2 separate regions of the Homo sapiens genome follow, and region 2 is linked to region 1. Evidence: read pairs that join two places in POLR2A ChIA-PET (ENCODE). Cell type or tissue: endothelial cell of umbilical vein. All regions are shown on one strand.

Region 1 (2,500 bases):
CTTATTAGTATATGAGAGTTTATATCTATTAAATAATTATTAATTACAGTAATAAGACCCATTTGTGATTTAGGCCAAGGGTAGAATTGATCGACTAAAATATTGAGAAAATAGTGAGAGAGTTATTTTGGTGATTCATTGTGACAAACCTCAATAATAATTATATCAAAGTAAGCATTACCTCATGGTACTTAAGGTAGACAACTTTAGAATTATATTATTTTATTTTACTATATTTTATTTTATTTTATTTTTTAGATGGAGTTTTGCTCTGTCGCCCAGGCTGGAGTGCAGTGTGGCGCAATCTCGGCTCACTGCAACCTCCGCTTCCTGGGTTCAAGCGATTCTCCTGCCTCAGCCTCCTTAGTAGCTGGGGCTACAGGTGCCTGCCACCACACCTGGCTAATTTTTTGTGTTTTTAGTAGAGGAGGTTTCACATGTTGGAGCGCAATGGCGCGATCTGGGCTCTCTACAACCTCTGCCTCCTGAGTAGCTGGGATTACAGGCACCCGCCACCATGCCTGGCTCATTTTTTTGTACTTTTAGTAGAGACGGGGTTTTACCATGTTGGCCAGGCTGATCTTGAACTCCTGACCTCAGGTGATCGCCCGCCTCAGTCTCCGAAAGTGCTGGGGTTATAGGCGTGAGCCTCCGCACCTGGCTGGAATTACTTTATTATTTGATATTCCTCAAGGGGTGCAGAACATATGAATGAACGTATGGCACTGTGGTGAAAAGTTGTGACTACATTCTTGGTGGTGTGCTTGTATGTCAGAACTCTCAAAATGGCAGTTATGTGACAAGGATGCATTTTGTCATAGAATTTTAGCACAATTTTCCTGTGGTTATCAGAATAATAGATCACAACTCTATTCCCTACATCTCATGTGAAGAATTTTTTTTTTTTTTTTTTTTGAGATGGAGTTTTGCTCTTGTTTCCCAGGCTGAAGTGCAATGGCGTGATCTTGGCTCTCTGCAACCTCCACCTCCCGGGTTCAAGTGATTCTCCTGCCTCAGCCTTCTGAGTAGCTGACAGGCATGTGCCATCATGCCCGGCCAAGAATGTCATATGCCTCTTTTTTTAAAACCATTTGATAATGGCAATCATTAAGATACAGTGTTGACCTAAAATTGCCTAGTAGACCTTACCACATAGGTGTGTTATATTAAATATTTTTTCTTTTGTTTACAGCTCGTTCTCCGAAAATGGTGTGAATTGATTCCTGGGGCTGAGTTTCGATGTTTTGTCAAGGAAAACAAGCTTATTGGTGAGTTTTTGTTTGTTTGTTTGTTTTATCCTTCAAAGTCATCTTTAAAAGAAAACAAGCTTTTGTTGGAAGTAAATTTCCAGTAATTAGGACAGGGATGTCAATCTGTTTTCATCTCAGATGCCACCTCTAACCAGTTGATACTGACTCTCTGGAATGCTGTGTTGACAGGAATCCTGAGCCCAGAGTCACTTGCCGCAGGAAACGGTATTGTCAGATAATCATGGCTGTCTGGATTCCAGAGATAAAAATGGTGGTTGTCACTGTTCCTGATTTAGGAATCAGGAACTCTGTGTATGGAATTTTCCTAAGCAGTACTTAGCAATAGTCTGCTTATTTCAAGCGTCATAAAAAGCCAAGTTTTGGAACCTTTATTTCTATTATTGGGGCACTGTTTATTATTCTAGCAAGAGAAAATATGTGGACAAGTAAGTGTATTCTTCTAAGTCACCCATTTTCTTTCCTCTCAGGTTACTGTTCTGTTTGCTATGATTGATTTAACTTAAATATTGAAGATAATTTGTTCTTTATTTTGTTAATGCATATTTTCCATGAAGTAAAATTTATCTTCAACCTAGAAAAGTGTAATTTGAATACAATCACATCAGCACTATTGATGCATTGAATGTGATGTTGAAATGTATGAACCCACCTGAAAGAAAGTTGGGGTGTTCACATTTCTCATATTGCTCGATATTCTTGAAGAAGCTGCAGTGTAAGTACTCTAAAGCGGGGGGTCCTGTTGGCACAAGATTCAGGAATAGGAAGCCCGTATTTCAGAGCAGAGAACTTTTCCCTAGGACTGGAGCAAATTCAGGGAGTTTGTGTAATAGTCCAGTTAGTGTGTTTGGAATCTTGTCAGCAAGTCACTCTGAAAAAAGGAATGTTTACTTTTCCATGGCTTGAACGAGAGCAGGCTGTGAAGGCCAAGTAGCATGTATGAACAAGAAAAATAGACTGCTTCTATGCAATACAGTATGAATATGGCAGGCATCTCTTGAAGAATATTTGATATTTTCCCAAAGAAAGTGGAAGAGAATACCAATTTGCAGAGACTCTTTGGAAGAAAGCAAAGCAGCAGCAGTTGATTATGTGTGCAGGTTTAGAATTGCTGCTTTAATTTTTTACATAACAAGACTTTTTGTGACTTTGAATTCCTTCCATTTTACTAAATGAAAATAACTGTTTCCATGGGCAAGGTGCTGTGGCTCACACCTGTAATCCCAACAGTT
Region 2 (2,500 bases), 440 kb after region 1:
AAGCTGTGCCTCTCCGGTTCATGCCATTCTCCTGCCCCAGCCTCCCGAGTAGCTGGGACTACAGGCACCCGCCACCACGCCTGGCTAATTTTTTGTATTTTTAGTAGAGATGGGGTTTCACCATGTTGGCCAGGATGGTCTTGATCTCCTGACCTCGTGATCTGCCTGCCGCGGCCTCCCAAAATGCTGGGATTACAAGCGTGAGCCACCTCGCCGGGCCACTGTCACCTAATTCTTAATGGTACCTTTTGAATAAGGAAAGTTTTAGTGGGGATGATGTTCATTTTTTTTAATGGCTTGTGCTTTTTGTGTCCTGTGTTAAAAGTCTTTACCTATGCAAATAATGTTTTCCTCTGGACGTTACATAATTTTAGCTTTTGCCTTCTTTTTTTGAGATGGTGTCTCACTCTGTCGCCGAGGCCTGAGTACAGTGGTGCAATCTCGGCTCACTGCAACCTCTGCCTCCCGGGTTCAAGTGAGTCTCCTGCCTCAGCTTCCCAAGTAGCTGGGATTACAGGCATGCACCACCACGCCTAGATAATTTTTTTGTATTTTTCGTAGAGACAGGGTTTCACCATGTTGGCCAGGCTGGTCCTGAACTCCTGACCTCAAGTGATCCACCCACCTCAGCCTCCCAAGGTGCTGGGATTACAGACGTGAGCCACTGTGCCGGGTCAGCTTTTCTACCTAGGTATATTTCATGATCAATTTCAGGTTAATTTTATATATATAGTATGAAGTAATGACAATATTCATTTTTGTCATAGGGCTATCCAGTTTTCAGCATCATTTGTTGTAAGTTCTCCAACTTTAGTTTTTTTATTTATTTGTTTTTTCCTTAAAATAGCTTTGGCTATTCTAGAGTATTTGTATTTTCATGTAAGTTTTAGAATAGGCTTGCCTTTTTTTTTTTTTTTTTTTAGTCAGAGTTTTGCTTTATTGTCCAGGCTCTGATGCAGTGGCACGATATTGGCTCACTGCAACTTCCGCCTCCCGGGTTCAAGCAATTCTTGTGCCTCAGCCTCCTGAGTAGCTGGGATTACAGGTGCCCAGGTCATTTTCTATAGTTGAGTACAGGTTTGGTTTCACCATCTTGCCCAGGCTGGTCTCGAATGCCTGAGCTCAGGCAATCCTCCTGTCTCGGCCTCCCAAAGTGCTAAGATTATAGGTGTGAGCCACCGTGCCCGGCTGCCTTTTTTAATGCTTGTGGGAATTTTGTTTGAGCTTACGTTGAATCTGTTTACCAATTTGAGGACAATTGACAGCTTAAAACATGTAGCCTTTTGATTAATAAACGTAAGTGTTTTCATTTTATTTAGGTTTTTTATTGCTCTCAGTGACATTTTATAGTTTTCAGGATGTAGGTCTTCATATACTTGTTCAATTTATTCTGAAATATTTTTTATTCTATTTTCAATGGATCTTTATTTCATTTTTCCAGTTGCTTGCTGCTGCTAGCATATAAAAATATAATTGATTTTTGTGCATTAGCCTCTGATCTTGCTAAACTCACTTACTAGTTCCAGTGTTGTTTTGTGGATTTCTTACCATTTTCTATCTCAATAATCATGTCGTCTGAAATTTACATTAATTCTAGTTAGTCCCTGAAGGAATCCTATTTGGTAAAACTTTGATAGTTTAGTTCTAAGTATTAGGTGTATTTTAATAGCATAATAATATGTCTTAAAATATTTTGTGTTAGACATTTTGAAAATTCAAATTAGCCTCTCTTATTCCCTTTTTGCCTCCATTAGTTATCCAAATGAGTATAAAAAGAAAAAAGCAATGACAGAAAGCCCTGGATATATCAGAATTAACACTACTGGGAAAGTCTGTGGTTTGGTTTGAGGATTTTGTAGCCTGTATTATTTTTGGTTGTTGTATTTTTTGTTTTTGTTTGGCAAGGCTCAGTGGTTTACGCTCCTGAGAATCCATCTGTTTTTCTTTTTTTATTAAATTTTTTTTTCAGTAGTTGGGCTCTCTCTCTGTCACCCAGGCTGGAGGGCACTGGCGTGATCATATATCACTGCAGCCTCCAACTCCTGGGCTCAAGCGATTCTTCCACCTTAGCATCCTGAGTAGCTGGGACTGCAGGCATGTGCCACCATGCCTGGCTAATTACTTTTACTTTTGTAGAGATGGGTCTTGCTGTGTTGTCCAGGCTGATCTCAAACCCCTGACCTCAAGCAATCCTCCCAGTCTCCCAAAGTGTTGGGATATGTGAGCCACTGCTCCTGGCCCCCATCTTTTCTGTCTGGGTCAGTGAGAAAGTGGAAAGAGTTTTTGTTTTTATTTTGTTTTTGTTTGACTAAAGAGCTAAGAAAGTCTTTAGCTTCTAAATATATGAGGAGGATCTAAAACACAACATTTTGGAGGACTGTATTTTACAATGTTTGTGCCTCGGAAAGTTTTAGTTTCCTAGGAAACAGCATCGTGGGCACTGAGATACAACAGGGGATGCTCAGCACCTTAATATTATTACCTGTCTAATTGCTATTTC

Evidence for each region. ChIA-PET counts read pairs that join two places held together with the same protein. Peaks named below come from ENCODE experiments on the same cell type or tissue, not always from the same donor. Only the 100,000 strongest peaks of a DNase experiment are listed, where the experiment ranks them.
Region 2: POLR2A ChIA-PET joins it to region 1 with 5 read pairs; 2 of 35 experiments call an interaction of 5 or more read pairs at or near these places.

The regions. Positions count from the first base shown.
Region 1 is chr10:12,233,856-12,236,355 of GRCh38, forward strand. CDC123 (cell division cycle 123) reads left to right here. Exons shown (of 13, transcript NM_006023.3): 8 at 1,193-1,268. Among named protein-coding and RNA genes, the nearest start is that of CDC123, 39 kb to the left of the region's middle. In endothelial cell of umbilical vein, no CTCF peak of the experiment used is centred here; a DNase peak (open chromatin) is centred at 1,516; H3K27ac peaks cover 895 bases.
Region 2 is chr10:12,671,995-12,674,494 of GRCh38, forward strand. All of the region lies in intron 3 of CAMK1D (calcium/calmodulin dependent protein kinase ID), which reads left to right. Among named protein-coding and RNA genes, the nearest start is that of MIR4481, 20 kb to the left of the region's middle. In endothelial cell of umbilical vein, no CTCF peak of the experiment used is centred here; no DNase peak of the experiment used is centred here.